Regions from separate parts of the Homo sapiens genome. Here all the other regions are linked to region 1. Evidence: chromatin contacts called from ENCODE Hi-C or POLR2A ChIA-PET data. All regions are on one chromosome and are shown on one strand. The core of a region is the stretch at or near the end of the contact, and the rest is flanking DNA. Distances in the headings are between cores, read along the strand shown.

The links. Hi-C counts contacts between places; a loop is a spot of excess contacts on that map. ChIA-PET counts read pairs that join two places held with the same protein, here RNA polymerase II (POLR2A). Pooled maps may share reads with other maps.
Region 2: a loop to region 1 is called in a map of B cell, with 24 times the contacts of the local background. The contact joins the promoter of PFKFB4 here to the promoter of DAG1 in region 1. A Hi-C loop is called at or near these places in 1 of 168 maps with a recorded cell type or tissue (B cell), 2 of 37 single-sample maps with no recorded cell type and 10 of 50 pooled maps. POLR2A ChIA-PET finds 5 or more read pairs at or near these places in 1 of 52 experiments (CD8-positive, alpha-beta memory T cell).
Region 3: a pooled map shows a loop between it and region 1 (16-fold over the local background). The contact joins the promoter of UQCRC1 here to the promoter of DAG1 in region 1. A Hi-C loop is called at or near these places in 8 of 50 pooled maps. POLR2A ChIA-PET finds 5 or more read pairs at or near these places in 2 of 52 experiments (A549 and WTC11).
Region 4: a map with no recorded cell type shows a loop between it and region 1 (16-fold over the local background). The contact joins the promoter of LINC02585 here to the promoter of DAG1 in region 1. A Hi-C loop is called at or near these places in 1 of 37 single-sample maps with no recorded cell type and 6 of 50 pooled maps. POLR2A ChIA-PET finds 5 or more read pairs at or near these places in 2 of 52 experiments (WTC11 and activated CD4-positive, alpha-beta T cell).
Region 5: a pooled map shows a loop between it and region 1 (17-fold over the local background). The contact joins the promoter of GNAI2 here to the promoter of DAG1 in region 1. A Hi-C loop is called at or near these places in 2 of 37 single-sample maps with no recorded cell type and 11 of 50 pooled maps. POLR2A ChIA-PET finds 5 or more read pairs at or near these places in 2 of 52 experiments (RWPE1 and activated CD4-positive, alpha-beta T cell).
Region 6: a pooled map shows a loop between it and region 1 (16-fold over the local background). The contact joins the promoter of IP6K2 here to the promoter of DAG1 in region 1. A Hi-C loop is called at or near these places in 2 of 37 single-sample maps with no recorded cell type and 11 of 50 pooled maps.
Region 7: a map of B cell shows a loop between it and region 1 (6-fold over the local background). The contact joins the promoter of PRKAR2A here to the promoter of DAG1 in region 1. A Hi-C loop is called at or near these places in 1 of 168 maps with a recorded cell type or tissue (B cell), 1 of 37 single-sample maps with no recorded cell type and 9 of 50 pooled maps. POLR2A ChIA-PET finds 5 or more read pairs at or near these places in 3 of 52 experiments (A673, GM10248 and MCF 10A).

Annotation. Positions count from the first base shown.
Region 1 is chr3:49,469,017-49,473,015 of GRCh38, forward strand. It overlaps DAG1 (dystroglycan 1), which reads left to right and starts at 1,251. Exons shown (of 3, transcript NM_004393.6): 1 at 1,251-1,417. RefSeq lists a silencer at 930-1,669.
Region 2 is chr3:48,554,882-48,558,880 of GRCh38, forward strand. PFKFB4 (6-phosphofructo-2-kinase/fructose-2,6-biphosphatase 4) reads right to left here and starts at 1,922. Exons shown (of 14, transcript NM_004567.4): 1 at 1,800-1,922. The coding sequence starts at 1,896. RefSeq lists enhancers at 2,325-2,414, 2,545-2,634.
Region 3 is chr3:48,607,573-48,611,571 of GRCh38, forward strand. It overlaps UQCRC1 (ubiquinol-cytochrome c reductase core protein 1), which reads right to left and starts at 2,074. Exons shown (of 13, transcript NM_003365.3): 1 at 1,980-2,074; 2 at 1,590-1,730. The coding sequence starts at 2,048. RefSeq lists a silencer at 1,695-1,794 and enhancers at 1,965-2,064, 2,144-2,658, 2,355-2,464.
Region 4 is chr3:48,661,848-48,665,846 of GRCh38, forward strand. LINC02585 (long intergenic non-protein coding RNA 2585) reads left to right here and starts at 1,921. Exons shown (of 3, transcript NR_111921.1): 1 at 1,921-1,966; 2 at 3,794-3,875. CELSR3 (cadherin EGF LAG seven-pass G-type receptor 3) reads right to left here and starts at 1,039. Exons shown (of 35, transcript NM_001407.3): 1 at 1-1,039. The coding sequence starts at 787. RefSeq lists enhancers at 1,045-1,234, 1,105-1,690, 2,005-2,364, 2,425-2,494, 2,861-3,445.
Region 5 is chr3:50,234,119-50,238,117 of GRCh38, forward strand. It overlaps GNAI2 (G protein subunit alpha i2), which reads left to right and starts at 2,086. Exons shown (of 9, transcript NM_002070.4): 1 at 2,086-2,335. The coding sequence starts at 2,218. RefSeq lists enhancers at 743-1,353, 1,354-1,964, 3,819-3,898 and a silencer at 1,834-2,293.
Region 6 is chr3:48,715,010-48,719,008 of GRCh38, forward strand. It overlaps IP6K2 (inositol hexakisphosphate kinase 2), which reads right to left and starts at 2,212. Exons shown (of 6, transcript NM_016291.4): 1 at 2,148-2,212.
Region 7 is chr3:48,845,697-48,849,695 of GRCh38, forward strand. PRKAR2A (protein kinase cAMP-dependent type II regulatory subunit alpha) reads right to left here and starts at 2,178. Exons shown (of 11, transcript NM_004157.4): 1 at 1,639-2,178. The coding sequence starts at 1,900. It overlaps PRKAR2A-AS1 (PRKAR2A antisense RNA 1), which reads left to right and starts at 2,241. Exons shown (of 3, transcript NR_109997.1): 1 at 2,241-2,329; 2 at 2,409-2,712; 3 at 3,291-3,999. RefSeq lists a silencer at 1,991-2,320.

The DNA of each region.
Region 1 (3,999 bases), core at 1-2,500:
TTGGAGCCGAGACACTGAAGTATAGATAATTGCAAAAAGGTATGTTTTTGGGAGATGGGGCATTCCTTTCTTATCTCTGCAACTTGCATCTCCCAGACGCTCCTGAGGAGGGAGGGAAAGCCAGGGAGCCCCAGAGCTCTCCGGGATCCAGGGAGGAAACCATGGCTGGTGGCAGCCAGTTCTGTGTTCAGAATGTGCTTGCTGTCAAGAGTGCAGGCCTGGAATTCCAGCCTGGCCACAGGCCAAGGAGGGAATGGACCCATCCTGCGCATGGTGTGGGGATGAGAAGCAGAGCCCACCACGGGTCTCATTCCCAGACCCATCCGGTAACTGTCAGTTTCAGTAACTGTGAAGTCTGGGGCTTTTGGGGTGGGGGGCTGCAGGTTAAGTCCTGGGGAGAGCTAGAGCTACCTTAGGACCCTCCCCTTGAATGTTCCAGGCAGCAACCCCCCTCTCTTATTTCTTCCCCCACCAAAAGAATGCAGGCCACTAGGAGTGAGTGACCAGCGCCTGCGAGTTAGAGCTATTTTGGGCAGGAGAGCAGGCGTCGGATTCCAGTGTTCCAGGCAGGGGGAGGGGACGAGGGTTAGGCCTGAGGCGCTTTCCGACTCCCCAGCCTGCTGTGGGCGAGGCTCTAGGAGATGAGCTAGCTTCCCGCTCCTCCTGTCCCTGGCCTCAGTCTCCCATCCGTGTAAGGGCCGGGCAGCAAGGCTTTCATCCTTTGCAATTGAGAGAACGCTTCCTGATTGTTCTCATGGCTTAGAAATACCCCTTGATTTGCATTCGAAGGAAATAAGGAGGGCTGAACGCAGTCGACGGGTGGCCAGTTGCTGGGCCAGTTCGCAGTCCTGACTGTCCCTTGATTAGTCTTAGAGGCCCAAAGGCCTGAAGTTGGGCGGGGAGCCCCTCCCCCACACTACTGGTTCTGAAGGCTCCGAGTGACCGGGACCGACCGCCGGGGTGTGTCCCGGGACGGACTTCCCTGGCCGTGGGGGCGAGGCTTCCATAATGGGGCGTGACTTTTAGGGCGGGGGAGTGGCTAGCCAATGAGCAGAGAGGTGCTGGCCGGGGCGGGGCTTGCGCGCGGGTGCGGCGCGCTGCGGAGCGGCCGACGCAGGCAGAAGCCGGCGGCGCGCGGACAGCCAGTCGGCGCCGCGCGGAGCTGGCCGCTGGATTGGCTGCAACACTCGCGTGTCAGGCGGTTGCTAGGCTCCGGCCGCGCGCCCCGCCCTTGCGCTCAGCGCCCTCTCACCGCCCGGTACGTGCTCGCGCGAAGGCTGCGGCGCGGCGCTCGCGCCTCTTAGGCTTGGCGGTGGCGGCGGCGGCAGCTTCGCGCCGAATCCCCGGGGAGCGGCGGTGGCGGCGTCCTGGGGCCAGGAGGAGCGAACACCTGCCGCGGTCCTCCCGCCGGCGCTGGGTGAGTGCACCGCCCGCCCTATCCGCTGTGCCTGGCTGCTTGGGCCCCCATCCCTGCTGCCGGCTGAGCCTTCCGCGGAACACCTGCTGCTGCTCGCTGTTCGGCCCGGGGCGGGGACACGGCCGCGGACGTCCTTGTGGGTGAGGAGGCGGTGCCGCCCGGGCGGAGCCGCCCCTTTGCTCTGGGTCCCGCAGGCAAAGGCTCGGAGCGTTCGGCTGCAAGGCCCGGGCCGCGCGCCGCGGCGATGGGCCAGGCCTTAGCTCGGCCCGCGCTCCCGGGAACGTGGAGCCTGCGCCTTGGCCGCGGTCGTGAGCCGCCTGCGGGCCGCCTCCCTGGCTTCCAATAGGGGTTGTGGCCCAGTTGGGCCGGATTCCGACTGTGGGGAGTCGAGCCCCGCTAGAGGCAGGGAAGGGCACCGCTGCCGCCACTGCTCTGTCAGAGCTGCTCAGAGCCTTGGTGGGTTCCGTCATCCTTACTTGAGCTCCTTTGGAAGCTTGTTTACTTACTACCTTTTCACTTTGTATTTGGCAGACCTGGTTCACCTGCGAGTGTATTTGGATAGTGTCTCCACAGAAAATGTCGTCTCGGCTTGGAATCTTTTTGCCATAAATTCTAAGTTAGTTTCCTACAAACTCAACTGGTAACTTAAAATGCATCCTTTAATCTCTATAACTTGAAAAGTTCTTATTTTTGTAAATCGAGTTGCTTCAGAATTAGTTTTAATGGTGACGATGAAGTTTTGACTGGTTGAGGCAAGAGCCTGGGACAGCACCTTCATAGCGCAGAGTCTAACTTAAGATTCTAGCCTGCTGCTTCCCTAAATAAGCGAGTAGAAGTGACTCCTGGCATAGAAGCCAGACTCCGTGAAGGGAAGGTGGTGTTTATAGGACATAATTCCAGATAAAGAGCTGGATGTGCTTTCAGGTGTTTTGCAAAGTCTGGTGTAGATGGGGTATTGCAGTTTTATCAGGTTCTATGCTTAGTTAAGTTCAGAGACATTATTTTGGAATGTTCCTGTTCTAAAAAAGAATTCAACCGTACTACATTTTGGAGGCATAAAAATCCATAGTTTGAGTATGGAGAAGTTTAGTTGAACTTTTGTGGGTTTTTTTTGCTGTGAACTAAGGAAGAAGAGCTCATGGCCTGTGTCCTGTATTTTGGAGAAATCAGATTTCAGTAGGGAGTTGGATCCATCATGTGAAGACCCTATGGGATATAAAAGCTTGTGCTGACATGTGCTTTTGTTAAAAGAGGCACAGTGCAAATCCTCACTGTTCTTAAAAATTGATTTTGCAAAATGCATTTATTCATTTGAACAAATATTTTGATTCACTACCTGCCAAATTCTGTGGTAGATCCTAGGGACCCATGTAAAAGAGTCTGCTTCTGCCCTTAAGGAATTCAGTTTAGGGGGCAGTGGGGACCAGGGAACCCATGATTAATAGTGTCTGCCCGCTAAGCGTGCTCACATAGTAGCCTGAGGAGAGAGGGAATTCCTGAGCTGTGGTTTTCAGGGCCAGCAGGAATTAGTGGGGGACATCAAGGCCTGGACACAGGGAACCACATGTACATGAGCACCTAAAATAGTGCTTGGGAGTCCTCCAGCTTGGCAGGTGCGAGCTCTGGGCCTGCCTTGTGCTCAGGAGTTCCAACTTTGTATGCGGGGTGCAGGAGTCTGGGGAGCCTTTTAATCAGTAGAGTGGTGTGACCCAGACCTGTGTTTAGAAAGATATTGCTGGTGGAGTGGCAGGAAGAGGGAGGGGGTCAGGACCTCTGGCAGTTAAGTCAGCTAACAGAGGAGAGGTGGGGAGGGAGAAGGAGCCATCAGAAAAGAGAGACTGAAAAGGTAGTACAGAGGGGATGTCCTGCCATGATGGGGGAGGAGCTACATTCTGGAATGCATGGGCCAGAAGACCAAGCATAACCAAGGATTTAAATTCCTTGTTGACTACCTGGTATAGTGACCTACAGAGTTGCTTGTGTCTGGTTAGTGTTGAGGATGGTGGGATTTGGAGGGACCACTTAGGGACCACTTAGACTGCCGTCGATGCATAGGAAAGGAGGCCTGGCATTTGATTATTAAAAACTTTATCGCCGGGCATGGTGGCTCCCACCTGTAATCCCAGCAGTTTGGGAGGCCGAGGCGGGCGGATCACGAGGTCAGGAGATCGAGATCATCCTGGCTAACACGGTGAAACCCCCTCTCTACTAAAAATACAAAAAATTAGCCGGGCGTGGTGGTGGGCACCTGTAGTCCCAGCTACTCAGGAGGCTGAGGCAGGAGAATGGCGTGAACCCGGGAGGCGGAGCTTGCAGTGAGTTGAGATAGAGCCACTGCACTCCAGCCTGGGCCACAGATCGAGACTCCGTCTCAAAAACAAAACAAAAAACAACTTTATCTCCAGGCAGGGCGTGGTGGCTCACGCCTGTAATCCCAGCACTTTGGGATTCTGAGGCAGGTGGATTACCTGAGGTCAGGAGTTCAGGACCAGCCTGGCCGACATGGTGAAACCCCGTCTCTACTAAAAAATACAAAAATTAGCCAGGCATGGTGGCGGGCGCCTTTAATCGCAGCTACTCGG
Region 2 (3,999 bases), core at 672-3,171, 910 kb before region 1:
TCCTACTAAAAATACAAAATTAGCCGGCCATGGTGGCGCATACCTGTAATCCCAGCAACTTGGAAGGCTGAGGCAGGAGAATTGCTTGAACCCAGGAGGTAGAGGTTGCAGTGAGCTGAGATAGGACCACTGCACTACAACCTGGGCAACAAGAGTGAAACTCCGTCTCAAAAAAAAAAAAAAAAAAAAAGTCCAGGTCCTCACTCCTTTCCCCTATGTAGTAATAGCAGCCACCCCCCTAAGTCAGGACCACACAGCCCTAATAACACAGACTGGCTCAGCCTCCCCGCCTCCAGAAGAGTCTCAAAGGAGGGGTGGCCATAGCCCTCAGGACTGAGTGTGCATTATAGACAGCACAGCCCCACCAGGACCTACATCACAATCAAAGCCATGAGTTACCACGACTTGGTCTGGTCAGAAACATGGCCTTCCCCTGCCAGGACTCACAGTGTGGCCAGAAATACACACACCCTTCCCCCAGGACTCATATCATGATCAAAGCCATGGCTCCAGGCTGCTGCAGCAGGATGAGCACAAAGAACTCTCCCCTTGCTTATCATACATAAGCAGAGGCAGGATCACAGGGAGACCCAGGCATGTCACTCAATCTCCTGATCTCCATTTCACTGTCTGTTAAACTAGATGTTCTCTGAGGTGCTGGACAAGCTGCAAATTCATTACAATGTTTCAGTTACTCCTAAAACAAATCTTTCTTTTCCTGGTAATAAAAAAGTTGCAGGCCAGGACCCACGCCTGTAATCTCAACACTTCGGAAGGCCGAGGCCAGAGGATCCACTTGAAGCCATGAGTTGGAGACCAGCCCAGACAACATAGCAAGACCCTGTCTCTACAAAAAAAAAGAAAAAAGAAAAAAAAAAGCTGGGTGTGGTGGCGCACCTATAATCCCAGCTAATCGGGAGGTTGAGGTGGGAGGATTGCTTGAGCCCAGAAGGTCGTGGCTGCAGTGAACTATGATCGCGCCACTGCACTTGCTCCAGCTTGGGCCACTGAGCGAGACTCATCTCTTAAAAAAAAAAAAAACTGCCAGCTCATTTAAGGACAGGCAGAAACTCAAGGAAGCGGTTTAAACACCTGGGACCCTAGGAGAGGTGAGCCCCTTAACAATTCCATGAATTTCAGCATTCTCCTAGCTGTTTCACTCTCCAGTTTTACTGTACACCCATGACCCCAGGTGGATACTTACATGTCCCGGGACACAGACACAGGCCCACACGGCATACTTTTCTGTCTCTATCCTGAGCACATCTCTGCTGAAGTTCCTGCCCAAGCTCAGCTTTAAGGCCAAGAGGCACCCTTCCTCCTGTTGGAAAACTAGCCCACCTTTGAAAGTTCTGGGCTCAGAGAGGCCAAGTAATTCACCTAGGGCCACACAGCTCAGTTCCAGTCCAACAACCCGGCCCACACTCCTTGGCCAGGAGAGAGGGAAGGGCCTGGGGTGCCCACAGGGTCCTCCCCAGACTGGGGGCGATGGGGATTGGAGAGGGAAGCGAGGGGGCCAGAGCCCTCCCCGAGGTGATGGTGGCCAGACCTAGCCACCGCCAAGCCGATATGCCCCCACACACCTGTCCCCGCCCCCTGCTCTGCCACACCTGTCTCTGGCCCACCACTGTCACGACCGCCTCACCTGTCCCCAGCAGCCTCCCCAGTCACGGCAACCTCACCTGTCCCCGGTTCCCCATCTGTCTCCCGCCCCTTCTCCATGCGAGACCCCCGCCCAGGCCGCCCTACCCACCCATCCCGGTGCACCTCCCACCTCCTCCCAGAGGACCCCGCCTCACCACCGCGCTGGCAAGCGTGCAGAGCGGGCCGCCCATTGCTGTATGGCATCCAGATCTTCTTCAGGGGGTTCTGTGTCAATTCCCGTGGGGACGCCATCCCGGGGCCGGGATGAGTCGGACTGCGCCGCTTCCAACCCAGCAGCCGGGCCACCTCGGGCCACCCGAGGTCCCGCCCCTTGGGCCCCGCCCCTCCTCAAGCCGCGACAGCCCATGTCTATCTTCCCGCAGGTCCCGCCCCAGAGTGAGTAGGCTCCGCCCCAGCTGAAAGGGGCCCGGCCTCCGACCACGCATGCCCAACTCACCTACCCGCCCGTTTTGGAACAAGTGGGCCCAGTTCTTCAGGCCAGGATCGAGAATGCGCATGCTCAACTCCGGATTGTACTGGTCCCGCCCCAGTTCAAGGCCCGGATTGTGCAGGCCCGCCCCGGATGCGCAAACTCAGCTCTCCCAACCTGCCCGCGCTGATTTGCATAGGCCCCACCTACGGGCTCCGCCCTGGCGCTGCATCCCTGAGCAGCGGCACGCGTGAATTCTGCTACCTCCTTGCTAGGGAGCCCAGGGCCCCCAGGAGGGAGGGGTTTTCATGCAGTGGGACGAGGCCTACGTGACCCGCACGGCCAGGTTGGTCAGAGCCGACAGGGGCCAGTAGGCCTGCAGTCCCAGCCGTCAACTCCGCTGCGCCCTCCTGCCCCTCCTCGGGGTCCCCCTTGACTGCTCCGAGCCCCGGGACTCTTCCGCCGTCCATAGGAGCATGCTCAACCACGCTGGAAAAGCTCTTTTACCTCATGGATAGAGACTCAAAACACATTTCAATATTGTTCCTCTTTCTTTGCTTTGGCTGCTGGGAGCAAATGCGTGGGACTTTTTTTTTTTGAGACGGAGTTTCGCTCCTGTTGCCCAGGCTGGAGTGCAATGGCGCTATCTTGGCTCACTGCAACCTCCGCCTCCCGGGTTCAAGGGATGCTCCTGCCTCGGGTTCCCAAGTAGCTGGGATTACAGGCGCCCACCACCACGCCCTGCTAATTTTTGTATTTTTAGTAGAGGCGGGATTTCACCACGTTGGCCGGGCTGGTCTCGAACTCCTGACCTCAGGTGATACGCCCTCCTCAGCCTTCCAAAGTGCTGGGATTACAGGCGTGAGCCACCGCGCCCGGCCGTGCGTGGCACTTAGTAACCAAGTACTTTGGGTACTCACTAAGCCCTGGGAGTATCTTAATCGTCTTTCCAGAATTTCATTTTTTACAATTTTTTTTTGATTTTTAGTATTTTGGTTTTTTTAACTAAAGTTTTACATATTTTTTGAAAATAATATGTTAATAACATTTTCTCTTCAGGAAAATGGGATGTGCACATTGTCTATCTTACAGTATTACAGTATAAATTAAGTATGTCAATCTCTAAGAAATTCATTTTAAAATACGTTATGGTTGCCTTTTACTATATTTGTATCTCCCTCTTGTCTTTGAAAATGCACTGGGGACAAGGAACAAGGGAGAGATCCAGAAGTTCCTAAACCCCTGGCTCACTTTCTTGTTTGGCCCCCACCGGACTCCTGCAGTTTCCCGCCTCCTCGGGATCCCCAGCCCCGCCTCTCCAAGCTTTGTACACTCTCTGCCCCAGCCCCCACCAACACGGCTTCAACCTGAGCCACACTGCCCTCTAGCGATGTCATCCACAACACCCCTGGCAGGTGCCCTGCATCCTCAGGTTCTCTCTGCCCAGTGTGTACCCAGCCAGGAGCCAGGTGTTGAGGGCATGGGACTGGCAACAAGACTGGCCTCGTGGGCTATAGGTGTAGCACCCCCTCCCATGCCCTCCCTGCCACAGCCCTGCCTTGGATCAGTCCAAGTCCACCCAGCTCTTTAAAGCTTGGCAAGGACCCTTAAGATGACTGACACAGATGTCTTGCCCACTTCATAGGAACTGAAGATTCCAAAGGTCCACATGCTGGAAGCCCATCTGGACCCTCCCCCAAACCAGCTCTAGCTGCTTGCCCTGGGAACACCCTGCCCCAGGCAGAGTCAACAACTTCCTCCTTCCTCATCCTCCTTTTGCAGTATCTACCCGCTTATTCCTCCACCCCAGTCCCAGCAGATCTGAGCACATCCATGGGCGGCTCCTGATGAGCTGGGTGCCCCTCGTGACCTGCTCCCTACTTCTCCAAAGCCACTCATTCTGTTCGTGACACAGCCAGCCCTCT
Region 3 (3,999 bases), core at 824-3,323, 860 kb before region 1:
TTAAGACAGAGGGCCTTGCTCTGTCACCCAGGCCAGAGTACAGTGACATAATCATGGCTCACTGCAACCTCTTATTCCTGGGCTCAATCGATCCTCCTGCTTTGGCCTCTCAAAGCCCTGGAATTACTGGTGTAAGCCACTGTGCCCCGCCCACAAGTGTGATGTCATTACAGGCACAGAATGCACAAGTAGTCAAATCAGGGATTCTGAATTATCCATCACCAGAATAACAAACCTTGTACCCATTAAGTAATTTCTTTTTTTTTTTTTGAGATGGACTCTCGCTCTCTCACCCAGGCTGGAGTGCAGTGGCTCCATCTCGGCTCACTGCAATCTCTGCCTCCCGGGTTCAAGCGATTCTCTTGCCTCAGTCTCCCCAGGAGCTGGGATTACAGGCGTGTGCCATGCATGGCTAATTTTTGTATTTTTAGTAGAGATGGGGCTTCACTATGTTTGCCAGGCTGGTCTTGAACTCCTGGCCTCAGCTGATCCGCCTGCCTTGGTCTCCCAAAGTGCTGAGATTACAGGTGTGAGCCTCCAGGCCTGGACCCATTAAGTAGTTTCTCATCATCCACCCCTTCATCCTTCCAAGTCTTCACTGTCCATCATTCCACTCTCTACATCTGTATGTACGTATTTTTTAGCTCCCACTGATAAGTGAGAACATGTGATATTTGCTTTCCTAAGAGATGTCAATGCATATACCATATATCACACAATCTTAGATGAACATGTATTTCACATCTAACATCTTGGAATGCAAGAGGCATTTTACAATCTATAGTATCCTTTGATTAAAATTGGCAAGATTCTTGAGATTCTTTCTCTGGCACTGGAGCACAGACAGCTCCTTACAATCTAGCACATTTTAGAGTTCATGTAATATAGCATTCTTTACTATAACAAGTGACATATAACAAGGAAGTTGCAGGCCACCTTTTCCTATGCTTAGTAACAATTTAAATCGCAGGACATTGTTTCTGGAAAACTAAAAGGATGTGTCAATAAAAACATCTGGCCCTGGGGCTGGGGGCTGAAAGGAGGAGGAGATAATTATTTCTTGGGAATCTTCTCACCTATTCATATATCTATCTGTGACTCAAGATTTCTTGTGTCAATTTAGAGAATTTGTATTTTTTGGAAAATCACACATTTCATTGTACTGTTAAAATGCATTTGCTTCCTAAAATGTATTTCTGGTCTAGCCTGGAGATTATGACCTTGGGCAGTGAGGCTGACAGACCTGGACCCCTGCAAGTCACCTAAGGTGTCTGAATCCCATTTTCCGCATTATAAGAGGAGACATGATCACTTCCCTTATATGGGCTCCTTAACAAAAGGCTGGAAAAGAATTTGGCCGCCTACTTAACGGGCATTATATGCTAAATAATGTTGGCTTATAGTGAAGATTGTCCCGTGAAGCCAAGGCGTGGCTAGGGTAGGGAATGGGGCCATTCTCGGGGTGAGTGGTCCTGGGTCCGAACCCAAACCACAAACGGGAAGACTCGAGCCCAAGGTCACACCCCAACCAGGGAAAAGACGGCAGGCCCAACCTGGAGGCCCTCTCCCCAAAAGCGTCCCCAACTCACCGTGCAAGTGGGCTGAGAGGACTGCTCGGAGGCCACACGCAGGCCGTTGTCCAGCAGGCTAACCTGCGTCTCCGGCACGAACTGGAGCGCCTGAGCGAAGGTTGCCGTACTCCGCAAGGCTGGCGTCCGCAGCAGGGCCGGCTGTGGAAGGGAACAGCCGCGAGTGAGGACTCGGTCAGGGGATCGCTCCCCACCTCCCAGGTCCTCAGGAGGACCCCCGAACCCCGCCCCTAGGCAAGCGGCGAGATACCTTTCCCCGCCCTCCGCCGTGACCTTCCCACGGCCCTGACCCCGCGTCCTCCCCACCTCGACCTGCCACTGCTAACAGCCCACACCTGTCCGCTTCCCGAAGCCCTGTCCCGAAGCCCCGCGCTCTCGCCACCACCTCACCGAGCGGCGGGCGCGCAATAGCACTTGTGCCCCGGCGGTAGCGGCCCGACAGACCACGGACGCCGCCATCTTCCAGCTGCAGTCGGCCCTGTTGCGCCGCGCAAGCGTAGACTGGGCGCGTTGGCGGTCGCGGCGCAGGCGCAGTACCGTACAGTTGGTGCTCGGCCGCCTCCTGGCGGGAACCGGGACAGTCTATTGTGCTGGCCTGGCTTTGGCTGACTGGCTCTGACCGCGCTGCCGCCAGTCCCTGCGCACATCAGTCCACCTGCCGTCCATCAGCCCGAGCAGGTCCGCCCGCCGTGCAGTCCATCTCCCCATTCCACGCGTGGAAGTCAGAGTGCATTATGTTTCTCACCAGCCGCGCTGCGTACTGAGGTCTGGCGGGCGGGGAGTTGCAGCCACAGCGTGTCCGCAGGTTCGAGCCCAGGGCTAAAGTACCAGCGTGGAAACTTACCTGGGACCACAAGTTGGTGCTGAAAGTCAGTATTTTTTTCTCTTTATTTATTTTTTATTTTCTGAGACAGGGTCTCGCTCTGTCGCCCAGGCTGGAGTGCAATGGCGCGATCTCGGCTCACTGCAACCTCCGCCTCCCGGCTTCAAGCGATTCTCCTGCCTCAGCCTCCCGAGTAGCTGGGATTATGCCCGGTAATTTTTGTTTCTTTAGAAGAGACAAGGTTTCTCCATGTTGGCCAGTTTTGCGCCCTGCCAGTTTTCTCTTTAAAAGAACTAAGTACAGGCCGGGAGCGGTGGCTCACTCCTGTAATCCCAACACTTTGGGAGGCCGAGGCAGGTGGATCACTTGAGGCGAGGAGTCCAAGACCAGCCTGGCCAACATGGTGAAACCTTTCCTTTTCTGTAAGAGGAAAAAGAATTCTGGCTGGGTGCAGTGGCTCATGCCTGTAATCCCAGCACTTTGGAAGGCCGAGGTGGGCGGATCACCTGAGGTCGGGAATTTGAGACCAGCCTGACCGACATGGAGAAACCCCGTCTCTACTAAAAATACAAAAGTAGACGGGCGTGGTGGCGCATGCCTGTAATCCTAGCTACTCCAGAGGCTGAGGCAGGAGAATCACTTGAACCCGGGAGGCGGAGGTTGCGGTGAGCCGAGATCGCGCCATTTCCAGCCTGGGCAACAAGAGCGAAACTCCGTCTCAAAAAAAAAAAAAAAAAAAAAAAAAGACTTCTAAGGTATGCTTTGTTATGTCAACTAAAGAAAAAAAAAAACAAGCTTTTAAATATTTAAAGTTAGTTCTATTCAGAAGTCTTACCAAGAATTGCAACCCGGGAGAGCCTTTCAGGGAGTTTCTGCTAGACTGCTCCAAAGCAGTGTTTCCGACAGTTTATACACTGGTGGTGGCGGCTCTCCATGTGCTCAGAAATTACATCAAATGTGCTCAGAAGTTACATTAGAGCATAAATCTCATCAAGGTTTGGGTGCAAGAGTACATCTGTTTATAGGTCACAGAAGCATAATCATTAATCCTGTCAGACAGTATCTTAAGTACAGGAAGAGGCAAGGGCTAGGATCATTGCATTTTTTACCATGTTGGCCAGGCTGATATCAAACTCCTGGCCTCAAGCAATCCACCCACCTCAGCCTCCCAAAGTGCTAGGATTACAGGGGTGAGCCACCACACCTTACCCAAAAACTACTCTTATACTTAAAATAAAACTATCTTTATAAAAATCATGCCAGATGCCATGACCACAGGCTCTCACACCACACCCAGCTAATTTTTTTTTATTTTTTGTGGAGACGGGGGTCTCATTATGTTGCCCAGGCTGATCTTAAACTCCTGAGCTCAAGTGATCCTCCTACCTCAGCCTCCCAAAGTGCTGGGATTACAGTCATGAGCCACCGTGCCAGGCTGACTTTATTTCTTATAAAGGGTTACAACCTGCAGGCTGGGAGGTGGGCTTCTGGTCAAAACCAGAGACAGACCCTTAAAAAGAGGCAGGAGCTTTATGTCGAATGGCTTGGCTAAACATACATATTCGGCCGGGCACGGTGGCTCACACC
Region 4 (3,999 bases), core at 671-3,170, 810 kb before region 1:
GGGGTGCTGAACCTGATGCAGGAGCTGTCCTCGCCGTGCGTGGTGCTGAATCCAGCTCGGGGCCAGATCCCGAGGCCCCTGGAAGACAGTTCCGCCGGGGGGCTGTCCTTTCTGCTCCGGATGTCGTGGCTCTCTCGCCCTGACCCTTGCTCCCTGTTGCCCATAATTCCCCACAGCAGCGCGCGGTGCCCACTCTTTTGCGGGAGCCTGTCCCAGCGTTCCGCTGGGAGGACACCGGCTTGGGACCGTGGTGCCGAATCAAAAAGTCTGAAGGGAGGGGCGAGCTGTTCCCCGAGCCCGGGACCCCTGAGGACAGAGCCCCTGGTGACAGACTACCTCTTTGCAAAGGTCCTGTCCGCCCGCAAGAGGAGACCTCTGGGCGCCAGTATAACACAGACCCTGGTCCCTGTCCTGTCTCTCGTTCGCGGCTGCCCAATGGCTGGACGCCGTGTTCAATCCCCAGCTCCTCATTCGGCTGCTCAGGGGGCCCTCGACTATTCCGGGCGCTTTGCCTTCTCCCTCGGAGCCCCACGAAGATAGGCTCCCTGACCCCCAGGCCAGGCCCCCCATCCTCCCGGACCCCGGAAGACTCCGGACAAAGAGCTAAGGCTCCGCCACCGATATGCGCCCTTGGCCCCGTAGTGGCAGCTAAGCCTGGGTCCCAGCCCTGGTGCCCACCGCCCCCCAGCTCCTCCTGGCTGAGGGGGAACAAAGAGAGGAGAAGGAGCAGGAGTATGGGGGTCGACCGTCCCCCGAGGCCCCGCCACGGCGGCCGCCTCGCCATCATCCCCCGCCTCCCTGCACGGCCTCCACCGCCCCCCGCCCCGGTCCGGGCCTTGGGCTGGCCCCGCCGCTCGGGCCCCCTCCCGGGCCCCTGCCGCCGCCCCGGGCCCCCGCCCCTCCGCCTGTCTCTCCGCACCCCCGCCGCCCTCTGGGCACCATCTACTCCGCGGCCGGAGCCCCTCCGGCGTGCGGCCCTGGCTTTTTCCGCCCCCACCACAGCATCCCCGACGCTGCTGCCGCCTCCCGCCGCTCCAACATGGCTCCCGGCCGCCCCGATGGTTCGCTCCACCTCTGCCCCGGCGCCCGAAACACGGTGGTACAACCCATCGCGCATGGCAGCTCTGAGGACCGAAGATGTTGCCGCCATCTTTATTGAGGACGTGAGCGTTGCTCCTGGTGCTGAACAGAGCGCGAAGGTTCGCCGTCGTTGGGTCCGCCCTCCCCACTTTCGGTCGCCGCCTTCACCCACCTCCCTCCTTCTAGGGCGCTGTCCCAGCTCCGTCTCCCAGCCTTTTTCTGTCCTTCCAGATCTCTTGTTCCCCCTTCCTGACCACTAGTTCTGAACCGTGTCCCGGATTTTGGTCTGAAATTTTGGTGCCCATGAGCGTTCTCATAGCTCTGGGAGGGGGTACTGTGTGAAATCCTGGGGTAGAGGGGACGATGGCTGGAGAGGGGTCTGGGGTGCCAGCACCCCGAACAATAGCTTTAACTATCCCATCAGCTAGTTTTATGAAACATGTCGCGACCACCTGCTTGTTTGGATCGCCCCTGCGGAGCAGGGACCAGAGATGACCCTCCCGAGGCGGGAGCAGAGGCCAAATTCTTCCCTGCCTTGCTGGTCCCCAGCAGTCTCCCGGGCTCGGGGCCCCTTCACTGGAGGCTGCACCCCCTCCCAGGCTGCGAGTCCCGAGTGCTCTGGGATGCCACGTGGAGCCCGGCGTTGCCCCATGGCTGCGGGCCCCGCTTCTTCGGGTCCCCGCCCCTCGTCCGTCACGACCGCATGCCTTAACCCCTTGAAGGGACTGACACAGAAACTCAGTCCTCCCCCCACCCTCGGTGCATTCCAGCTCTCCCTGCGTAACTCCTGGCACGCGCCGGTCTCGCCAGGCCAATGGGTGGACCTGGCGCAACAGACGTCACGAGAGGAGCGGAGGCGAGGGGTGAACGCGGAGCACTCCAATCGGTCAGTCATTGTTTCTATTGGCACAATGGGAGGCCCCGCCCCTCACGGCGGACTCATCGCATGGGGGAGGGGGCTCCGCGGGTTGCCGGCTAACCGTGAGAGAGTCCGGGAGGTACACTATACGGACCGGCCTCCAAAGGCGGAATCGATAACGAGCTGCAGCGCCGGGTGCAGAGGACGCGGGCATCCCGAAGCCCAGGAAGAGGTCAGGGCCGGGACCCCAGAACGCTCCACAGGGTGCGGCTCCCGCGATGGGGTGGATCCTGGTTCTAACAGGCGAGGAACTCCTGGCCAAGGCCTCTGGCCCGCCCCGAACGGTCCCTATGACATCACCATCAACCAATCAGTCGGCGCATCCTTTCGCCCCTTGACTGCTCCGCTTCCGGGAGGCGGGGCTTCTGCGGGTTCCACCTCCCGAGCGCCCCTTGTGGCTACCAAGGTCAGGCAACAGGTGTCCAGTTGTTCCCTCTCCTGTCTACGAATCTGAGGACCTCCCCAGGATCAGAGCTCTGGGCCTGATACACGGCCGGGGTTCCTACGGGTTTGTGAGTGGGGGTGGAAGATCTGCAGAGGCACTTAGGGCTGAACTCCTTTGAATGGGAGCCAATCGGTGCAGGGGCTGGAGGAGCGAGTCCCCCAAAGTAGTTTTATTTATCTATTTAGAGACAAGGTCTCACTCTTTCGGAGTGCAGTGGTGATCACAGCTCACCGTAGCCTCGAACTCCCCAGGCGATTCTCTCACCTCAGCCTCCCGAGTAGCTGGGACTACGGGTACATGTCATCACACTTGGCTAATTTTTGCATTTTTTATAGAGACAGGGTCTCACCATGTAGGCCAGATTAGTCTTGAACTCCTGGGCTCAAGCAATCCGCCCATCTTGGCCTCCCAAAGTGCTGGGATTATAGGTGTGAGCCACCGCGCCCGGCAACCCAGAAGTGGTTTTGACAGCACCAGCGCTTTCTGTGTCCACAATCTAGTGAGTAGAGGGCACAAAACCTGACACCACGGAGGCAGACAGGCAGGGGCTCTGCCGGGGAAGGGTGTTGGAGTCCCAAAGGAGGCGTCTGAGTCACCTTCGCAACCTGGGACGCCTTCTTGCATAAGATGCCTGAGCAGTGCCTTGAATGACCAAGGGGAGATCCGCATCTGCAAAGGAAGGGCAGGGAGGGATAGGGATTGGGGGTGGGCATCCTAGGTCTTGGAGACTGTGTGGGCAAATGTGCAGAGACATAAAGGGACTATGGCTGAGGGAAATCAAGCCCTGCCCTCTCACCAATAGGGCTGGCGCTGGTCCCAGCTAACACTCCTTTTGGAGAGCAAAGCTCCTCACTTCTGAGTAGTGAGATTGATTGCGGATCACTCTCCATGTTGCTGCCTGCTGTGTGTCATCCCACTGTCATCCTCCCTTTGTGGCTGTTCTGTGGAGCCCCTCTCCCTCAATCTGCACTCACCTCTATGCCCCAGCCCCATTGGCAGCTCCTAATGCACTCCCGGTAAAAAAAAAAAAACAAAAACCAGATGTTAGTGATAGTGGTGGTAGTTCTTCTCTCCACCTCCAAATCTTGCCCTTGCCTCCTAATAAGACCCCTATGTGGTTTAACCTCATTTTTTTTTTTTTTTTTTTTTTTTGAGATGGAGTTTCACTCTGTCACCCAGGCTGGAGTGAAGTGGTGTGATGGGGCTTCACCATGTGATGGGGCTTCACCATGTTGGCCAGGCTGGTATCAAACTCCTGACCTCTAGTGATCTGCCCGCCTCAGCCTCCCAAAGTGCTGGGATTACCGGCATGAGGCACCGTGCCCAGCCTATCCTCCTTCTCTTATCAGCTCCCAACTAGAGGTCCACCCAGGACCCAGAGACCTGGATTTGAGGCTGCTGGGCGGCAGATGGAGCGATCAGAAGACCAGGGTAAGGGTGTGGCAGATACTGCCACTAACACTTCTCAGCCTTTCCTTCTCCTGCCTTTTCCACCCCACCCTGTGTTTGTCTACTCCCAGCCAGGTGTACCTTTCCAGGGGAAGACCTGGCCAAC
Region 5 (3,999 bases), core at 836-3,335, 770 kb after region 1:
TGCAGAGACAGAATCTCAGCTCACTGCAAGCTCCGCCTCCTGGGTTCACACCATTCTCCTGCCTCAGCCTCCTGAGTAGCTGGTACTACAGGCGCCCGCCACCACGCCGGCTAATTTTTTGTATTTTTAGTACAAAATACACCGTGTTAGCCAGGATGGTCTCCATCTCCTGACCTCGTGATCTGCCGCCTCGGCCTCCCAGTACTGGGATTACAGGCGTGAGCCACCGTGCCCGGTCTTTTTTTTTTTTTTTGAAATGGAGTTTCACTCTTGCCCAGGCTAGAGTGCAATGGCATGATCTCAGCTCACTGCAACCTCCGCCTCCTGGGTTCAAGTGATTCTCCTGCCTCAGTCTCCCAAGTAGCTGGGATTACATGTGCCCACCACCACACCCCGCTAATTTTTTGTATTTTAGTAGAGACAGGGTTTCTCCATGTTGGTCAGGCTGGTCTCGAACTCCTGACCTCAAGAGATCTGCCTGCTTCAGCCTCCCAGAGTTGCTGGGATTATAGGCATGAGCAACCATGCCCAGCCAAAATGTGTACCAAGGTTCTAAGGAAGGGGTTTATGCTAAACACCGGGCTGTTGGTGGCAAGCACCCTGTCTTGCTTCAGGGGCCTTCCCTTTGGGCTGGGGCCTCCTAGCCTCATGGCACTGGGGTCACACAAAATGCCTTCGTGGTTAATTTTTGGCAGACCCTTCAAATGTCCAATCGAGGGTGGGGCTCTGGGCTGCTCCTGGAGCACAGGATCAGAAAGACTTGAAATGTTCAGCTAGAAACACTGCTGCTTCCACCCCACCTTTGCCTGGCCATAGGGTTGCAGCCATTGCCCAGTGGGGACAGGCCACAGGAGGGTGGGATGTGGGATCATGGCCACCTCCAGACGTGGACAGGCCATGGAAGAGACAGGTCATAAGATCATGGCCACTTTTGTTTCTAGAAGTCCAGTGGCAACTTCTTCCTCTTTCTTCCCTCCCAACCCCCTCACCCTGCCTGCCCGCCCTCCTCTCTTCCTCCCTCTCCACCCTCTCATCCTCTCTCCCTTTCTCCCTTGGGTCCTGATTGCCTGGTCCCAGATTGGAGTCCAGGATGGCTGCCTGCCGAAGAATGCCTCCCGGTAGATTGGGGAAGGATGGATATGAGAAGCCACCCAGCTAAAGGAGACAGCCTAGGCAAAGGTGTAAAGATGGAAACCAATTTTTTTTTTTTTTTTTGAGACGGAGTCTTGCTCTGTCGCCCAAGCTGGAGTGCAATGAATGGCGCGATCTCGGCTCACTGCAACCTCCGCCACCCGGGTTGAAGCAGTTCTCCCGCCTCAGCCTCCTGAGCAGGTGGGATTACAGGCGCCCACGACCACGCCCGGGTAATTTTTGTATTTTTAGTAGAGATGGGGTTTCACCATGTTGGCCAGGCTGGTCTAGAACTCCTGACCTCAAGTGATCTGCCCGCCTCGGCCTCCTAAAGTGCTGGGATTACTGGCGTGAGCCACTGCGCCCGGCCTTTTTTTTTCCTTTTTCGACTAGCTGCAACCCAGAGGGAGAAGGCGGTAAACCCGCCTTAAGACTGAGAAAACCGCAGTCCAGAAAGGCTCCCGAGTTCGTAGATCCCAAAACAAGTTTACTGGACTCATTAACTTTAACAAATGACAAAGACACGCCTCCTCCACCTAACTCGCCCAACTCGCAGAAGCTCAGAGGGCTGGTTCCTGCTCTGCCCTCGAGGGCACCGGATCCCCACCCTCGGGTTAACAGATCCGCCCTCCCGGCTGTCCAGCAACAGAGCTCCCGGCGCTCCGCACCCAATCACAGCCCGGTCCCGCCTGCAGCCCGCCCAGTGCCGGGTCCCGGGGTTTGGAACCACCCCTATTGCCTTTTCTCCGCGTGGCCCCGCCTGCAGCCCAGGCCCGAGCCTGGGCTGCGCCTAACTTCCCCCTTCGCTCCGCCCTCGAGCCAATCAACAGCCTCTAATCTCCTCTGGCCCCGCCTGCAAGCCCGCCCCGGCCCAGTCACAGGCTTGGTTCGCCCAGGCCCCACCCCCGGCCCGCCCCGCCGTCGGTGCGCGGCGGTAGGGAAGGCGCCTCCCGCAGTCGCTCGGAACTGCCGACCCGAGTGCTTCCCGCAGAGGGCTGGTGGTGGGAGCGGAGTGGGTCGGGCGGGGCCGAGCCGGGCCGTGGGCCGTGTGGGGGCCGGGCGGCGGCCGGGCCGGCGGACGGCGGGATGGGCTGCACCGTGAGCGCCGAGGACAAGGCGGCGGCCGAGCGCTCTAAGATGATCGACAAGAACCTGCGGGAGGACGGAGAGAAGGCGGCGCGGGAGGTGAAGTTGCTGCTGTTGGGTGAGGCCGCGTCCCGCACTGGGATCCTTGATTCCCAGCTCGAATCCCCAGACAAGGACTTTGACCTCCCAGACTAGGGCTTCAAACTCCCAGACCCGGGCTGTCTGGGACCCCACACCTGGGCCAGGACCAGGGTTGAAAACTCTAGATTGGACTAGACCTTTGATCCTGCCCAGACTCTAGACCAGACCCCTGTCTCATCCCAGACCCCAGACCTCCAAATCCAGTCAACAGTGCCCCAACACCCGCGGTCCAGTGCCCTGCTTGGCCATCCCCCCTTGCTAACTAGCTTCACAGAACTTCAGAGCCCCGCCATCCTTCCCTACACTTTGCCCAAACCCCCAGGATGCCCGCCACTTGTTCCCCAACCCTCAGGCTCCGCTTGTTTTCCTCACCTGCGCCTTTTATTCCTATTGGGCATGAGCATCCCGCGGGGCCCCTGCCAGGCCCCCCACCCACTCCCTCCTTCTCCTTCTGTGCCCCATCCCTAGTCTGGAATCTGTATCCTCCACCTGTGCACTCTGACCCAAGGAACCTCTCGAGTGGGAAACTGCTCTTGAGCCCCATCTCCAGCTGGAACCCCTTCAGCGAGCCCTGCTCCCTGCTTCCTGCCCTCCAGATCCTTCTCTGCAGGCATCACTCCCGAAACCCTCTGCTGATCCTCCCCTAAGTCCTCTTACACTCTGGCCTTCCCCAGATCCCTCCACCCTTCCTGCACCAAGTGGGCTGGGCTAGGAGGCGGGAGCCCTGGGTTGGAGAGGGCCTAGGCTGCCTTATGCAGAACCCCCACGGGGCTGGATTGAGGCTCCACTGGTCACGCTGGGGGAGGGGGCCAGGCCTCAGGCTTCCCAAGGAGGCTCTATGTTTTCCAGTTTCGAAGGCCAGTCTGGGAAGTAGGAGAGAGAGTGGAGGAGTTAGGGTTGTGGCCGCCTCCAAGGCCAGAAAAGATGGTGGCTGCTAGAGGAGTGGGGGGAAGTGGAAGTGGTGAGACAGCCGACATATTGCTGCCCCTGCGGGTGAGCCCAGGAGATCTGCTAGTAGGTGCTGGGCTGCCCACACCCCTTCTGGGCTGCAAGGCCTGGGATGTAGCCTCTGAGAGTTGGGGGGCTTGTTGGATCTTGGGACCCTGTGAAGGGGGATGGTGGACTAGCTGAATGAGGAGTTGAGGGGCCAGCTGGGGGTGGGCCAGGGTGCCTCTGAGCATCCCAGCTGGCCTTTTGCAAAGACGGTGGGCCTACTGGCTGTCCCCATCCAGCTTCCCACTGGAAGTAGGTGTGGTGCCCAGTGGCAGTCTAATTTTGATTTGGGGGTTTTAGAGTTGGGGGGAGGGAGGCCCTTGCAACAGCGCAGCACCGTTGTAGGCTGAGAAGTGCATGGGGGGGTGTGGCCCCTCGACTTCAGAACTGTCATAGGGCTCCCAGGCTGTGAAAAGCAGGGCTTTTCGTGCTGGACCTGTGGCCGAGGAACAGCATGTATGTCCATTATGGGCCATCTGTTGACTGTCCCTGCGGACCCGGCCTCCGGGGCACAGCCTTGGAGGTTTCAAAATGGCATCCGCTTCGCTGCTGCCTCAGGGAGGAAGAGAAGGGGCGGGAAGGGGCGGCGGCCCAGCCTCCTGGGCTGCTTTGCGTTGGGCGCTTGCCTCTTCCTGTCTCTGCTGTGAG
Region 6 (3,999 bases), core at 962-3,461, 750 kb before region 1:
GGGCTCTAAACTCAATTTTTGGAGAGAAGGACATTTCCTTGCCACCAGAATATACTGTAAAACACAACTACTTCTTATTACTTTTATTATATGGTACACAAATAGGCAAAAACATAATTTAAAAAAACAAAAACATGCTTTAAAATGTAATAACATGAGAATAATCATCTGCTTACTTTCTAATGTATAAGAGTGTGTTCAATTTGTTACCCAAGATTATCCCACTAGGTGAAATAACTTCACTTAAAGGGAAAATTCTTCCCCAGTGCATCCTCTTTATGAGCCAAACAATGGAAAATTTTCACCTCAGTAAGCTGGCCTCAGGGAGGTTCAGGCTCATCCCTGTTGCCTAGATACCAGTGACATCTCAGGAGCTTACAGAAGGCTCTGGCATCCCTCTTGGAAGGGAGACTGGCAAAGGTTCATCAGTCAGTGGTTGCTCCTTCTTTCCTGGCACATTCCACTGCTCAGACAGATACAGGGCTAGCATACAGTGTACCTGTCTGTCACCTAGGAAGCTTTGAAACACAAAAGAAATCTATTATATCTGTTACACTGATTTCTAGATCTCCCAGGTCCCTGCCTTGCTCCCTCCCTACCCAGGCCCTGCATAAAAAACAAACCAAACAAACAAAAAGCTAGTTTCTACAATTGTATTAACTCTAGTCAGTGTTCTTATCCATTTCATTTCTTTCTCTCTCTCTCTTTTTTTTTTTTTTTTTGTAGAGACAGGGTGTTGCTATGTTGCCCAGGTTGATCTTGAACTGCTGGGCTCAAGTGATTCTCCATTTGATTTCTAACAATGCCTGTGAATTCTAAAGTCACAAAGCAGGTAAATCTATCGAAATGACAATGTCAGACAAGACCACAGAAAATAGAAAAAAAATTTTAAATGACAGTTAACAGTTTAACTTTTTCTCAAAAAAAAAAAAAGTTACTAGGCCATCAATTTGCCTATTATGTCAAATGTGATAAAGTATTCATTTGGCCCTTTCTAACTCTGATAGTGGCTAAAGTTAAAACAACACCCTGAAGCTTCTCTTTAAATACTTAACACCCAAGTTACACGATGCAATTATACAAACCCCACAGCAACAACCTATATAAATAAGCATCTTAGTTCACTTAAAATATTACCTGGCTACAACTGCAAATACAGCAAACATTTTAAACACTAGAATTCAACAAAATTACTGTAATCATGGTCCTCTATTAAAAATATCATAGAACCGATGATCTACAACATTTTTGTTACCACGTTCCAAAGTGCCAGTACTTTTTCTTAAAACTATTCAAGATGATTTTTTGTTCTGTGTACATTCTGCTACGGAAATGTTTAATTCCAAGCAGTGACTAGTTCTGTTTTCCCTGGTATTTAAGAGCACTGGATTTTACTGGTTTCTACATTTTATTTTCACTCACTTTTCTGCTAGTGTAGCTTAGTTGATATATGAGAACGAATACAATCCTAAAATGAAATAAGCCATTAGGATGCAAAAGACAAAAGCGGTCTGTAATCAAACGTAAAGAGTGGAAATATCACTATAAAGGTGTCCTCTTATCCATTTAAAGGCATTTTTTCTATAATAAGGTTAAGTGTGTAGATTCCCTCATCGAACACCATCTGACGGGCCCAAATGGCATTCAACACTCAAAATGGCTGCACATCTGCCGACCCCAGGTAACAGTACCTGAGGCGCTGAGCTGACTCCCTATCCAAAGATCCGGGAAGACCCCTCCACCCGCCAAATATCTGGGGAGATCGTGGCCGCCAATGACCTGGGGAGACCCCTCAATGACACCGTAGATCTTGCGCTTCCCAAGACCCGGGGAGATCTCAATGACCAGGAAAGATCCTGCCCTCCCCCAAACCCGGGAGACCCCCTCCAATGACCGGGGAGGATGCTGGACCCCCAAAACCACGGAAATCCCTCCCCCAATGATCAGAAGAAAAACCCTCCTCCCAAATGACCCAGGGAAATCGAATCCACAGGGACCCCGGGAGATTTCCCCCACAATGACCACGGAAGAAGTCTTTCCCAAATAACCTGGGAGACTCCAATGATCAGAGATCCCGTTTCCCAGTAGCCTGAAAAAATCTCCCTCAAAGCTCCTCGGGCACTAGGGCCATAGGACGCGAGCTTTACCTGCCGCCTCAGCCGGGTTCCTCGGCGTTTCCGTCCTATTGTTTCTCTCGCACCAAAATGGCTGCGGCCAGGCCGAGCCCCGCCCCCTGCACCTCGCTCCCGGTGCCCCTCACTATTGGCTCGTCCTAGGAGCTGCGCACGCGGACTGGACAGCCTGAAAGGCGCTGTTGCTAGGGTGCCAGGATTCGCTGCAGCAGCTTCCGGAAAAGGCGGTGACTGGGGGCGGGGCCAGAGAGGGCGGAGCATTGTCCTCCGTCTGGGAGGGTGGGCCGGAGGTCTGACGGGCGGTTGGGTGGATAGACTAGCTGCGGGCCGATGGACAGCAGGATACCTGGGAAACAGATGGATTGACCAACAGTCTTGGTTTGTTCAGTAGTGAGCGATTTCGCAGGATGCAGGAATTTCAATGCTAACACAGAGACAGTCCACTACAAACTGGGAAGTTGGTCACTCTAGCAGATGGACAGAAGACTGGATGTGAATAGACGGAAAGAGGGACAAAAGAGTGCCTGTAGACGGTGGACAAAGAAATGGTTATAGATACAGACAGACAGATTATTAGATATGGAAGGGTGGACAGAGAAGTGGCCATAGAGTTTTCTGGGGACTGGTGGATGACCCAGTGCCCAACCCAGCTCCCACCAAGCACCACACCACAGGGCTTGTCTGAGGCTCATTTGTCTTGGGCCTGTGTTGGACAGAAGGGCTCTCACCTGAGTGAATGTCAGCATAGCTGTGAAAGGCAAAGGAGAGGGTTAGTGCCACTGAGAATGGGCAGAGCCTCCTACCTGATCTCTGCTCTTTCTGTAAAGGAGAACAATGTTGCAGCCCTGTGTACTGGGCATTTGCAAAGGTGTAAATTCACTCATACACTTTTTAATTCAACAAGTATTTATTAAGCACTTACACTCGGTATTGGAAATACAGCAGTGAACAAAAAAGGAAAATAAATAAATATCCCTGACCTTATAACAGTGGATAGGAGAGACTTCTGTGAGCAGCTCCTCTCACCTTAGCATGTGGTTTCCAGGGCTCCATGTCCTCCTGGTTTCCTCCAGTCTCACCAGTTTCTCATCTGTGTGTTTTCTCTTTGTCTACACTCACTCTTCCAAAATCTTATCCAGGCTCATGACTTCAAATGCCACCTACATGTCAATCACTCCTAAAAGTGTTTGTCCAGTCCAGACCCTTCCTGAGTGGCAGATTCACTAGTCCCACTGTCAACTAGACATCTGCACTCTGACTTCCAGTTGCTGGCATCTCAAACGCAACTTGTGCTACCCTAACACTGGCTCATCCGCCAAACCTACTTCACCCCACTTTCCCCAAATTGAGTGATAGCATCTCAGCCCTTCTTATTGCTCAAGTCAAACACCTCAAAGTACCCCTTGACTACTCTCTTTCCCATCTATATTCAGTGCACCAGGAAGGTCTGCTGTCTCCATCAGCATCATCTACCCAGAATGAAATCACTTCTTGCCACCTCCATACCTTTCACTGAGTCCAAACTGCCACCATTTCTCTTGAGTGCAATGTCACAGCTGCCTCCTGGTCTCCTCTTGCTGCCCCTGATGCCTTCAGTCTGTTCTGCACACATCAGCCTGTGAATACATGAGTCAGATCCTCCCATTCCCTGCTCAGAACCCTGGAGTACTTCCTCCCCAAGGGAAAACCAGAGACATCAGGACCTTCATAATTCCCTATCACCCCCCCGACTGTATCTCCCCGGCCAGCTTTTGGCCTTGCTGCTCAATCTCCCAGTGTTCCTCACACATCACACCCCATGCACTCTCCTGCACAGTGTATGAGTTATGGTTGTTCCCATGCCTGGATTGCACAGATTTCCAAAGAG
Region 7 (3,999 bases), core at 928-3,427, 620 kb before region 1:
AGCACTTTGGGAGGCCAAGGCAGGAGCATTACTTGAGGCCAGGAGTTCAAGACCAGCCTGGGCAACACAGGGAGACCCCGTCTCTATAAAACACTTAAAATTAGTAAGGCATGGTGGCACATGCCCTTAGTCCCAGCTACTTGGGAGGCCCAGGTGGGAGGATACCTTGAGCTTGTGAGGTTGGGGTTGCAGTGAGCCCTGATTGTGCCACTACACCCCAGCCTGGGTGACAGAGCGAGATCCTGACTTTAAAAAAAAAAAAAGGTGTGATGATCTTGGATCACCAAATCTGTGAGGGGAGGGACAGTCTCCAACTTGTTTCCTGCTCGGTCCTTATTGCGTACTCTTGGAGTTTATTGCAAACTCTTGGAGAAGGTTTACTATTACTAAATGATAAATCCTGACACAGCAAGTAGAGCCAATGAAGCTGCTCTCCTGATCTCAGTCTCTGCTGGGATCCTTTCCTTTAAAGCTACAACCCACCCACTAAACAAGAATATAGTTACTGGGTTTTTCCTTTTTCTTTTTTTTTTTTTTTGAGACGGAGTTCGCTCTGTCGCCCAGGCTGGAGTGCAGTGGCATGATCTTGGCTCACTGCAACCTCCGCCTCCCAGGTTCAAGCGATTCTCCCTGCCTCAGCCTCCCAAGTAGCTGGGACTACAGACGCCCGCCACCACGCCCGGCTAATTTTTGTATTTTTAGTAGAGACGGGGTTTCGCCATGTTGGCCAGGCTGGTCTCGAACTCCTGACCTCAGGTGATCCACCCGCCTCGGCCTCCCAAAGTGCTGGGACTACAGGCGTGACCCACCACGCCCGGCCAGGTTTTTCGTTTTCAAAAATGAGGTAGGGTGTCTATTTTGCCCAGGCTGGTCTCGAACTCTTGGATTCAAGCGATATTTCCTCCTCAGCCTCCAGAGTAGCTGGTATAGACTATAGGGGCCCACTGCCCCGGCCGGCAAGATAATTATTTACTCTCACCAAATTTGATTCAATCGTTTTGGCCAAGTTTTTAAAAATAGGAATATTCCCAGGGACCATGTTTGAAGAAATACAAACTCAAGTAAGCAGAGGTGAAATGACCTGAGAGATTTGCTTTAATACACTTCGGCAAAGAAAGAAAAAAGGTATGGATGAAACTTTGTGACAAACGCAACTGTTAAATGTAGGTGATGGCATATAGGGATTCATCTCACCTTTCCTCTTTTGTCTATGCTTAAAAGTTTTCACAGTAACTTTTCAAAAAAAATTATTATTTCCAAACAAACTTACTGTCCTATCAATTAAACACAAGTCACTGGATGAGAACGCTGTTGTCTTCGAAGCCAAAACTGGTGAAGGGTCTTAAGCAAAGGCGAGGGATCCTCTAGCAGGGCCGACAGCGCGCACGTTTCCTTCAAGGCTGGATCTGACAAATCACTCGGTGCGCTCTAGGGCTCGCAGGATCGCGGAGCTCAATTTGGAAGTGGCGCACGCGGGCTCACGCCGGTGTCTCAGGGAAACGCTAGAAACGCGGCTACAGAGCTCCCAATCCCAGCCTGCGGTCGGCTTGGCTGCGGCGCGACACCTGGCTCCCTGCCACCCCTCTAGACCTCTGGAGACCTCCTGCACCACTCCCCAGGGCCCCGCCCACAGCCTACCTTCCAAGTCCTCGTCCTCCTCCGACTCGCTGTCCCCTTTGGCGTCGGCGACACGGTCCGGGCCGGGTTCTGGCGGGGGGTGGCCCAGGCTCTGGCGTGGGGTGGCGGCGGGCAGGACTGAGGCTGGGGCGCGGGCCTCGCGCAGGCGGGTGAAGTACTCCACTGCGAATTCGACGAGGTCAGGCGGCTGCTGTCGCAGCACCTCCACCGTGTAGCCCTGCAGCAGCTCCGTGAGCCCCGGCGGGATCTGGATGTGGCTCATGCCGGCGGCGGCCGAAGGGATAGACGGGTTGGGCCGCCGGCGGCCACTGTCTCCGCGCTCACTCACGCCGGCCTTTCGCTCCGCGCCCGCGAGGTCTCTTCGCGCACGGCCCCGGCTCACGTCGCGCCGCTCTTTGGCCGGCTCTGCGTTTCCGGGCCGCGCAACCCTACGCTACCACGGCCGACCTGGCACCGCCGCCGCTGTCACTGGGCAGCCGCCGCCGCCGCGGGGACCGACGGGCAGGCGAGCTGGACGGGCGGGGCAGGCGTCCTGGTTGTGACGCACGCCACCGCGGGCGTGCGCGTCCCCGCTTAGCACCGGCCCTCAGTGCGCTTGCGCCACTAGATGACCCGCCCCCTCGGGCTGTCGGGGGGTCGAGACAGTGGAGTGTTCCTGATGCCAGCTCACGGAGGGAATCCAGGGAATTAGGTAATGAACGGTCTACCCATGAAGGGGACCGATTAGTGCCTCTCGCCTGGTCCTGAAGACCTTTAAATTATTCTTTCAGCTGATGCCAAGAGCCTCTTTTTGGCCAGCACTTACTAAGCACCAGAGACACAGCGAGAAGCAGAAGCATACGAGCACATCAGTGTGATTCTGCTGTGATGAAGGGCAAGAGAGGGCTCACTTTCCGGCGTGACATTCAAGCTAGCCCCGAGGCCTGAGCAGGACCCGCCCAGGGGAAGATCTGGAGGAAAGCCATCTGAACATACAACAAGAGCAAAGGCCTGGTGGAGTCAAGACCACCTTGGCTGCCAGGTGGAATGGTGGAATAACTCAGGAGTCTGTCAGGTCTCTGAGATGTCAAACGGGTAAGGCCTTGTAGGAAGTAGGCGTTTGAATGAGATCATAATTTGAGAGCCACAGACAGAAAAATAAATTTGAAAGAGTTCACTCAGCCAAATGTGTACAGTGAGAAAGGGAAATAAGGCCAAAAGCAGCAAAGACCTCTGTGCCTGTTCCTCCTGGAGCACTTTCACCAGGGTCCCCAGATCTAGGTCTGCCCATTCCTCTCCCCACATTCTACACTGGGCCCTAGGTCAACACTGCTTGATGAAGTTGAGCAGACCACAGGCATTGTTATCCTTTGCCCCTGGGAAGATGGTATAGGTGAACTGTAGAGGCCAGACTATTTCCCAAATTGCCCTCCTCCTCCTACCAAACTGGAAGGGTATTGAAAAAGGTGGAGACCTTCCTGGGATGTCCAGTCTACAGCCTACGTGCTAACCAAAGGCCCACTGGGCATAGAGCAGAGTCCCCCTCTCCTTACAGGCCTAGCCAGGAAGAGAGTAGCTGTAGGTTTGGGAACCTGAGGGCATTTGGGATGCTTAAACACCGCCTGGTAATTACTCAGTATTAATTAAAATCCTCCCTATCACCTCCCATACAGGCTTGGCACACACCCAGGAGCTCAATGCTGCTGGGAGCTGAGCAGCTGGGAGCAAGGAGCCCTCATCCCCACTGATGAAGAGGCCAGCCCAGGTTCTAGGCTAAGCAGGCCTGTGATTATAAACAGCAGTGTCTCCCTGGACAAGTTTCTTGACCCTGAGAAGAATGTTAGACCATCAACTTTGTGAGGGGACAGGCAGTCTCCAACTTTTTTCCTGCTCAGTCCTTATTGCATACTCTTGGAGAAGGTCTACTGACTTGTTCTCAGATGCCCCACGGCTCAGCCAACCACCCATCCAGCAGAGCATTCAAAAGGCATCTGGAAGGAATGAGGGCGACCGTTCTGCCAGGCCCCTATTTTTTTTTGAGAGGAGTCTCACTCTGTCGCCCAGGCTGGAGTGCAATGGCATGACCTCTGCTCACTGCAAGCTCTGCCTCCCAGGTTCAAGCGATTCTCCTGTCTCAGCCTCCCAAGTAGCTGGTACTACAGGCGTGCACCACCACACCCAGCAAATTTTTTCTATTTTTAGTAGAGATGGGGTTTCTCCATGTTGGCCAGGATGGTCTCAATCTCTTGACCTCGTGATCCACCCGCCTCAGCCTCCCAAAGTGCTGGGATTACAGGCGTGAGCCACCGCACCTGGCTTTTTTTTTTTCTTTTAGATGGAGTCTTCCTTTTGTCGCCCAAGGTGGAGTGCAATGGCACGATC